Regions from separate parts of the Homo sapiens genome. Here region 1 is linked to region 2. A link is a loop called in an ENCODE intact Hi-C map of the cell type or tissue named here. Cell type or tissue: gastrocnemius medialis. All regions are shown on one strand. Links, peaks and the distances in the headings refer to the core of each region. The heading gives the core; the rest is flanking DNA.

The links. Hi-C counts contacts between places; a loop is a spot of excess contacts. Peaks named below come from ENCODE experiments on the same cell type or tissue, not always from the same donor. Only the 100,000 strongest peaks of a DNase experiment are listed, where the experiment ranks them.
Region 1: it touches region 2 in a loop (7-fold over the local background); 4 of 110 quality-filtered maps call a loop at or near these places.

The regions. Positions count from the first base shown.
Region 1 is chr17:13,383,839-13,390,367 of GRCh38, forward strand. LOC105371543 (a long non-coding RNA gene) reads right to left here and starts at 3,228. Exons shown (of 5, transcript XR_934238.3): 1 at 3,132-3,228; 2 at 1,674-1,766. In gastrocnemius medialis, for the core only: no CTCF peak of the experiment used is centred there; no DNase peak of the experiment used is centred there.
Region 2 is chr17:13,444,059-13,447,770 of GRCh38, forward strand. No RefSeq gene overlaps it. Among named protein-coding and RNA genes, the nearest start is that of MIR548H3, 98 kb to the right of the region's middle. In gastrocnemius medialis, for the core only: no CTCF peak of the experiment used is centred there; no DNase peak of the experiment used is centred there.

The DNA.
Region 1 (6,529 bases), core at 1-2,500, 60 kb before region 2:
GAGGCCCTGTCAGACTCTGTAGAAACTTCTCAGAGCACATTCACAGAGGCTTTTGGTAGAAATCCATCCCATGCCACAAGTTGGTGTTGACTGTCGCTGTCCCCAAAGGTATGGAATAAAAACCTGAAAAGCAAAGTGTCATTTTATGGATGTGATTTTTAAGTTTTTCTTACCCTTCTTTTTTAAAGCGGTGGAACTATTTCTTTACATTAAATCTTGTTTAGAAAGCCAATATTGGGAGGCCGAGGCAGGAGGATCGCTTGAGGTCAGAAGTTGGAGACCAGCCTGGGATATAGAGTGAGACCTTATCTCTACAAAATTAAAAAATCTAGCTGAGTCAGGCATGGTGACGCACATGTGTTGTTCCAGCTACTTGGGAGGCTGAGGAGGGAGGATCTCTTGAGCCCAAGAGTTTGAGATTCCAGTGAACTCAGATTGTGCCACTGCACCCCAAGCTGAGTGACAGAGTGAGGCCCTGTCAGAAAGGGAAGGAAGGAAAGAAGGAAGGAAGGAAGGAAAGGGGGGAGAGAGGGAAGGAGGGAGGGAGGGAGGAAAGGAGGGAGAGAGGGAGGAAGGAAGGGAGGAAGGAAGGAAAGGAGGGAGGGAGGGGAGGGAGGGAAGAAAAGAGAGACAGAAAGAAAGCCAATTTTTAAAAAGCTAAAAACAAAGTGACTCTAGTTTAAATACAAGTTAGAGATCTGATTCCTTTCCCCTCTGTCTTCCACTCTTATGCATTTCCTCAACACCCACAATTGTCCGTGAAGTAGGGTTTAAATTACACTTTCAGAGAAAGAGCATGATGTTCTAAGCACACCGCTTCTCCAGAAAACACCTAAGGTGATCACTTCTTAGAAGCCTTCTGTCTGCTCTAAGGAGAGGAAGCTTGAGCATGGTATCTATAGAGGTAAATGTCATTCTGACTCCTTCTCCATCATCTAATACTAGAAACAAAAGCATCATTGTTCCAGCCATACAGAAGGCTTATGTGATGTTTGCCAGATGCAGCACATCTCTACCACTTTGTGTAAGACAAATATGTATTTGTCAAAGAATAATTGCTAAGTGTGACTGGTAGAGTCAAGTGCCTGTGGGAGAAATTTTCCCTCCCTTCTGTTTCACTTCTAATCCCAGATGTGATTTTTGCAAGTTAAGGGGGTTTATCAGAATAAAGCTTTCCCTTGAAAGGGGGTTAGTCTAGTTACTCCCTAATTCTGCTTTTCTCACCAAATCTTAACTGGCTATTAGGCAGCAGGCAGAGAAATAATGAAAAAGGAAGAAAATGTGTCCAGGCCAACCTTACCAGTTAACCGTGGCCTTGGGGAGACCCAGACTCCACAATGCTTGAATGCTCAATGCACATGTAATTTATAGTACAGTTATTGATTGCTTCTGCTACCTCAGAATTATGGAAACATTCTTGGAAGTCATCAAGCAAAAAGGTAGAGACTACTATTATAGCGCTTACACTATCCAATAGTTTGTGGTTTTCCTTTCACATAAACTTGGGAGTTGAAACCCAAGGCTAAGTGGGAATTACAGCCATAAAAAACATGGGCATCTATTTTATTCCCTCAAACCACATTGAAGAACTTTGACTATATTATCCACCCTAAAGTCCACCCCACAAAAAATTTCAACCCCAAATCCCCTTAAAGATTAACAAGCTGACAAACCTTGCTAATGTCAGAGAGAGGAAAACAGCTCCCTGCTAACTGCCGGAAATGGACTCCAGACTTCCTCTTTCTTCAGCTGAGGACACTATGTAACTGTTCAGAAATGTGAAGGTTTCTTAAAGCATGATGACTATTACAGGACTGAGACAGAGGCTCCTCCTGGAGCCAGGTAGCCACATACAGCCAATGAATCAGACCCCAGTCTGGCCTGATGTTCAACAAGGAGATGATTTATAATGGGATACAGGGACAGCCGGCAGATACACCTCAGAAGTTGGATAATCCAGACCAGCTGAGCGTAGATTGTGACATTTCTGTCTCTGTCCACGTCATTTTCTTTCTGCAGCACGTGAGGAGAGCAGGTCTTTGAGAGGGCAGCTTACAGACATGCAGCACATAAAGATTCAGGCTTATCAAGAACTGGTTCAACTATACGTCCTTCTGAAACCAATGTCAGCCTGGAGGAAATATCCCAGCAGAAATTAGACTCCATGGAATTCTGGAAATTGTAAAAATGTCACAATATATAGAAAGACTATTTTTTCCTTTCTGTATTTTTGGGGGGTGGATGGCTGAGTTTATAGAAAATCAATCTTTATTTCAAAAGGTTATTAGTTTTATAATGTATAACATACTCTGAGCCATAATCATTATATTATTTTGGGTCTGTAGATATGTAATATTATATCTTAATTACCTACCTTGTATAAACACTATATTTACTAACATAGCAATACACTAGGTGTATGATATTATTACTTCAATAAACGTGTTTAAATAATATACAAATGTAACTCTGAAATACATGAAGCCTATGGACTGAAATATAATATAAAGGACAATGTTCACAAAATAGTAAAACATACATATCACATTTTCAAAAATATCTCTAGACCTTTCTCTATAGAAAAAAAAACGAAATTTTATTGTGATCTTATTTCCAGTACCTTAACTGAATCTAAACCCATGAAGCTGAGTAAACATGAGCCAACCAGTTTTAGCCAGGAATCTCCACTGTATTTTCTTCTTCCTTATTCTTTTCTACCCTCCTCTTTCCCCTTCCTAAAAAGAAAGAAAAGTAACTTTTTCCTCCTATACTCACACATTTCTGACACCAAATGTGTGGGATTATTTCCCCCACACACACACACCCATCAATTATCCAGTTCTCAACATTTGCTGACTGGGTGTCCTCTAATTTGATTCAATTCTGACACTTTTTACCTGAGGTTAGCATCAGATTCCACAAGTTAAGGGCTCAGGCAGTCCCACAACACTATGCCCACTGCCTTCAGACGCCAGTCACAAGTCCAGGTTGCCACCTGTGGTTCTGAACCACTAGTTATAAATCAGAGGTTCCCCTGAGCCCCTGTTCAGATTTGGTGATTTGCTAGAGCAGTTCATGGAGCTCAGGAAAACAGTTTACTACTAGGTTGCAGATTTATAATAAAAGGATACAACTCAGGAACAGCAGGCGGAAAAGACGGTGGAGGCAACGGAGCTTCCACACCCTCTCCAGGGGTGCCACTCTCCCAGCTCCTCCACATGGCCACCAACTCGGAAGCTCTCCAAAGCCCTTCAGTTACTGGTTTCTTGTGGAGGCATTATGACGTAGGCAGGACCAATTGTTAACTCGGTTTCCAGCCTGTCTTCCCTTCTTGGATGATGAAGAATGCGTCTGAAAATTCCAAGTTTCTAATCAAAGTTTGGTCTTTCTGGTGACCTGACCCCATCTTGAGGCTACTGAGGAACCCAGCAAGCATCACCTCATTAGAACAAAAGATACTGCTGTCACTCAAGGAACTGCGAGGGATTTAGGAGTTACGTGTGAGAAACCGTGATCAAAGACCAAGTATTAGAACAAAAGATGCTCCTACCATCACTTAGGAAATTACAAGTCTCTGGGGAGCTCTGTGCCGGGAACTAGGGACAGAAGCCAATGTATATTTCTCATGATATCACAATGTCACACTCTTGTTTACTGCCAGCTCTCTAGCAGAACACATATTGCCCTAAAGTAGCTTATAATTTCCATCCCATTGCTACTCTATACTTTTGGAAAATGCTCTCTAAATAGCTTCGTCTTGGTTTTTGCTTTTTTGATAAGTTGTCAAGACTAGATTAATATCTAAATTAATTTTTTTTTTGAGATGGAGTTTCACTCTTGTTGCCCAGGCTGAAGTGCAATGGCACGATTCTCAGCTCACTGCAAACTCTGCCTCCCAGGTTGAAGCGATTCTCCTGCCTCAGCCTCCCAAGTAGCTGGGATTAAAGGCCCCTGCCACTAGGCCCAGCTAATTTTTTTTGTATTTTTAGTAGAGACGGGATTTCACTGTGTTGGCCAGTTGGTCTCCATCTCCTGATCTCGTGATCCTCCCGTCTTGGCCTCCCAAAGTGATGGGATTACATGAGCCACCGCGCCCGGCCTCTAAATTAAATTTTTATAATTAACATTATGTTTTAAAGTTCACAGGGAGAATTGAAAAGCTTATTATACAAAGAAAACTATCTAGTAAGTTATTTTCAAAGGAAATAAGAACCAGGGAGGGTTGAGACTGCTGTCCTTCAAGATTAATTGCTAAAAGATATTGGAGAAATCCATACAGACTTTTGAGAGGAAAATTTGGGAACCCTCAAATTCCTGGACAAAATGTCATACATGTGTGAAGATAATGGAAAGAATTCCAGATATGCAAATTTCATAAAGTATACAATCCACATACTTATCCTGAAAAATGTCTTCCAAAGATGAACTCGAATGTCATAAGAAACTAACAATTTTGGAAAACTCAGGCTCAGTAAAGAGGAAGTAGAATAAAAAGTTTAGAATAGAAATTTGACATTGTTTAAATACATAATTTGGTTTCACAAACTTACAGTTACAAAGAACTATGAAAATACCATAGTTCATTCAGAAAGAAAAGATAATGCTTTCAAATGAGAATTATAGTAATCAGCAACCTCTGAAATCTCATACATAAAATGGGAAGTGAAAAAAAAAATGAAATTTTCTAGTTTTCTTTCCTGAATTGCAGAGACTATTTTATACTTGAGATAGACCATTAAAGAGCTAAAGAATGCATTAAAAAATTAAACTGTAATTAAATTAAAAATAGAGTTTATATCTTAAAATTCCATAGAGAAAATAAATAAATATACATAATCTATATAACAAAAGATAGTAAAAGAAAAACAATGTACAAGCATATATTAAAAAAAATAAAGCAAGATGGCATGTGGAGAGCAAATGTAAATTAGAAACTGGTTAAACATAAAACGACAAAGACCATCAACTTGTATTACAAAACAGAAGGCAACTATATTCTGCATCCAAGAGCACACTGAAAACAGAGGAATCTAGAAAACTTCACATTCAAAGGGTGTGAAAACATGTCAATGAACTCAAGTTAAAAGAAACCAAGAATCAGCTGGGCACAGTGGCTCACACCTGTAATCCCAGCACTTTGGGAGGCCTAGGTGGGTGGATTGCCTGAGGTCAGGAGTTCGAGACCAGCCTGGCCAATATGGTGTAACCCTGTCTCTACTAAAAATACAAAAATTAGCCGGGCATGGTGGTGGGCACCTGTAATCCCAGCTACTCGGGAGGCTGAGGCAGGAGAATCACTTGAACCCGGGAGGCAGAGGTTGCAGTGAGCCAAGATCATGCCACTGCACTCCAGCCTGGGTGACAGAGCAAGACTCCCTTTCAAAAAAAAAATATTTAATACTTCATGTTTTATTAAGATCAGAAGGCAATGGGACATCCTTAAAGTGCTTTTAGAAAGAATTCTATGTGCATAAACCATGTATGTCAAAAAGAATAGTGAAATAAAGATATTTCAGATAAATAAAAAACAGGAAATTTGTTACAAAAGACCTGAACTACAATATATAATAAAATATACTCTTTGGACTGAAGGGAAATGGTACCGGATGCTAAATTGCATATACAGGAAGGCAAAAAAAGCACCATCAATAGTAAGTATGTAGGGAAATGAAAGGTGACTGACTATGGTATGTAGAAGTAAAGTATTTGGCACTGGCACAAAAGAAGCAAGAAATGGAATTACACTCTGGTAAGGTTCTCCTTACATAGTATGTGAAATGGTATATTAATTATAAGTAAACTGTGATAGGTTAAGAAAGCATATTGTAATCCCCCAAAGCCCAGTAAAGATAAAATAATAAAGACAGAAATCAGTAAAATGAAAAATAATGTAGAAAATCAACAGGTTAATACTTGGTTTTTTGAAAGGATTAAATAAAATTGACATAGTCCCTAGGAAGACTAATCAAGAAAAAGAAGACACAACACAAATAACCAATTTCAGAAATAATAGAGCTGATACACATCCTATAGACATTAAAAAAGAGACGAGAGGGATATTATGAACAACTTTTCACTAACAAATATGATAACATACATAAAAAGGACAAATTCCTTTAAAAATGCAATGTATCAAAACTGACTCAGGAAGTAACAGAAAATTAGAATAGCTTAACTCTATTAAAGGTATTTAATTCATAATCAAATAGTTTTCCCCAAAAAAACTCCAATTGTATGAAACATTTAAGGAAAAAATAATACCAATCTTATATTAGCTCTCTAAAAAATATTGGAGGAAGAAATGCTTTCCAGTTTGATGAGTCCAGCGTGATGCATATCCCAAAACTAAGTAGACATTATATTGACCCATACGACTTAATAAACGTAAAAACGATCAGCAAATAAAATCCAGCAATATATAAAAAGGATGATAATATCAAGTGGGTTTGCTCTAGGAATGCATGGCCAGTTTAACATCTGAACCTGTTTGGAATTTTGTGGCTCTTTTGTTAAATTTTGTTAATTTCTT
Region 2 (3,712 bases), core at 1-2,500:
GTAAGTCTCATCCCAGTACCATCTCAGGGAAGTACTTCACCACTTTCGCTGTTTGCCAGGGCCCTCTGGGAGAAAGGAGGTCGTTGGTAACTACAGCAAATGCCTTGGCACCCCTGTCTCTGCCTCCATCCACTAGTGCTCTGATCAGTTGCAGAAAGTGGAAAGTACCCTCTTTCCCACCCAGTGTTTTTTGGGCACAATGGGCCTTCCCTGTCAAAATGGGCCCTTTGTATTTTGCCATCACTGCCTACTCTTTTGAGGGTTGTATGAGGCTATTGCTATCATGATGCTGTTGCAGAGAGTCCCAGTTGAGCCCAATCAGAATTGCATCGGCTGGCACATGTTCATATACAAGGGACTTTTGGTTTTGGCAAAAGGAGGCTGGTCCTTGGATACTACCAGAGAGATAAGAAGGAAGGAGAGGCTTAGCCTGAGTCTAAATAGAATAGAAAGAGATGGCAAATTAACTTCACCAAGTTGTAATGCTAGAGGTAGAGCTAGGGTCAATGTCAGACAGCCCTTTCTACCAGCCTACATTGCTGCCTCCAGAACAAAGGTCAAGGGATTGTTTTACCTTGAGTGGATAAGACCTCAGATTCAGGCCTCAATAATTTTTGATAACCATATTGCAAGAGGAATAGTAATAGATTCTAGGGTCTTAAGAGGAGAGGAATCAAAAAAGCAGAAACTAGGTCTTCTGCCTAAGAGTCAGAAGATGTAATAAGAAAGAGAAGAAAGTGATAGCTTTCTTCAAGAACTTACAGAAAGATTCAATGTCAATGTCATTGTAGGGTTTGCATAAATGGTAGTCATATGGAAAACTCTTAGCTTCTGTTTTTTAATGAAGAATGTTTTATGTATGAGTAGTGAGTTTCATATCCTGAAATACTTCCTAAAATCTATGCAAATGGATCCAGTTAATTACTTTTCAGGGATGTTTAAGAATTTCTCAAAATATGGTTCATGGGCCAGCAGCCTCCCCATCACCTAGATCATATGAGAATTGCAGATTCCCAGTCCCCTTCCCAGAACTACTGGGGAAAACTCTGGGTGTGGGGCCCAGTAATCTGTGTTTCACAACCCCTCCTAGTTCATCTGATTCATGCTAAATGTTGAGACCCATGATTGCAGTGAAATAATTGCATCTGTATCCTGCCCTCTAAACATTAGTCTCACCTTATTCTATGTGCTCATCACAGTGCTTGGACTATGATAGGTACACTCTCCTTTATTGTTTGATGAATAACTGAATTCACTCTTGCTCCCAAAAGTGGTAGCAAGTTTCTCAAATGTGGTCCTTAAAGCACGTGTATCATTTTAACACAGACTGTTTGTTAAAACTCCAATTTTAGGCCCCTCCACTCCACTACACACACAACTTTAGGATCCAAATGTCTGGGGAAGGGCCCAGAAATGCTTATTTTAAATAATTACTATCTTTCACTCTTTTCTTCTTAAAAATTAACATTTTTATAGAATAATTAAGAAATACATCCACGTGGTACAACATTCAAGACATACAGATGAGGGTTCAACGAAGAGTAAATCTTCCGGTCTCCCTATACCCATCTACCCAGGTCTCCTCCCACAATGCAAGTACAGTAAGCTGGGGGTGTTTGTTTATTTGTTTATGTATTTTTTTCAGAGATTTTATACTTAAACAAGCAATCTTACACACATATACTACAAAAATGTATGGTCTTTCTGTCCCTGGAATTTTTTCTCTCAACTACATATCTGGAATATTCATTTTTGGGTGTTTTTTTGTTTGTTTGTTTGTTTGTTTGTTTGTTTTTTTGACAGGGTCTTGGGGTCTTGCTCTGTCACCCAGTCTGGAGTGCAGTGGTGCAATCATGGCTCACTGCAGCCTTTACCTCCCGGACTGAAGTGATCTTCCCACCTCAGCCTCCCGAGTAGCTGGGGCTACAGGCAGGCGCACCACCACGCTTGGCTAAATTTTCTTTTGTGTAGAGATGGGGTTTCACATGTTTCTCAGGCTGGTATCAAACTCCTGAGCTCAAGCGATCTGCCTGCGTCAGCCTCCCAAAGTGCTGGGATTACAGGCATGAGCCATGTGCATGGCCGAGAAATGTACATTTTAAACAAATTTGCCAAGTGATTCTTTTGCAAGCAGTTAAGAATTATGTTTTTGGATTTTTTGACAGAATGTGAAAGATGTGTTTCTGTAAGTTATGTATTCCTCAGATGGTTGTAGGTCAAATTTTAGTTTCTCCTGTATCTAGGACTTCAAGTTGTGAATCAACGGTAACTGACTTAATGAGCTAATATTTAATTTATACTTATTCTTAGATTCTTATTTTGTGGATATCATATGTAGTAAAACCACTTAGGGGAAGAGATCAGGTCTTTTCTTTCTGTTCAAACCCAATGTTTTGTGGCACAGGGTTGGTGTCGAGGAAGTAACTGTTGAGTGAACGAGCCAGCATTTGGAATTCATGGCTGACCACCAGGAAGACTGACTGATTGTATGGGCCTATTGATTCTGATGGTATGGACACCTAGTAGACTCATAAGTACTGAAAGTATGGGGACTCATGAGGGAGACAAAGGATTTCTAAGCCTCTGTCCTGCTTCACACACTTCTCTCTTTCTAGGTGTGTAGAGCCTAAGACAATTCAGTGTAGTGTGGTTGGCAGTCAAGACCAGTAAGTCAGCAAACATGGCTATGCCTTCTGAAGGAGCTTCCTCGATATCTGGGCAGGTTACTTGTAATAAAGGAGATGCAGCAGCCAAACAAACAAAAACCAAAACCACCCTTCATTCAGCCAGTACCTCAGGGAAGAGACCAGTTCCACCTCCTACGAGACTTCTTGGAAGTTTCACAGCTCTCCATCTTTCAGACGAAAGATTCAAATAAGTGAAATGTCTCATATTTCTTAATGTATGCAGATTATCATTCCTACTCATTCAGCAAGGCAAATCAAATGGAGGTTATAAAAAAGAATATTTTTTTCTGATACTTTACCCTCTCTAAAATACAAAGATTGAATTTAAAAAACCCTCAGTGAAACCTGAGAGTATCAACCAGGCCCTCCCAGCTCCTTTAAAGACAAGAACTAAATTTGGGTTATTAAAGAATAAAACTTCAAGTTGTAGTGTAAAGACAAGGGACTGTTAGGCATAGAATTAAAGGGCCATGGAACTGTCAGAGAACTGAATCAAAGGATGCCTTTTCCAAGTTATCCCTTTTGCTAGGCATTCTGGAAGAGGTCTGCGCCTGGGGTAGCCCAGTTAGGTCTTGGAGGAGGGAACCAAGAGTACACCAAGCAGGTACCACATTCTTTTGCTGCTGTCTGGTTTACTGGTTTACAGGTCATCCTATCTATTCCAGTGCCTCCACCTGCAGGAATGCATTAATGATAAAATGCAGAGAGCAATCCCCACTGGTAGGATGACCCAGGAGTTTTAATAACAACGTGAACATTAAAAAACTTGGGAGAATGAAACCAATTTTAACATAATAGAAATCAAGTTTGTGAGAGTAGGAGTTGAAATTGTATTGTATTAAAGTGCTTTCTTTTGAAAAAGAAATCTCCAAAAACTTTCCATGGATGATTTCTAGTCCTCCACAAGGTCTTTGTTATAGAAAAGTTTCTGCTTTCATCCGTGATTGATTCCCAGAGTTTCACCTCTGTGCCTCAAATTAATGTCTGACCTTCAGTACAATTCAATTCAATAGATATTTAATCAT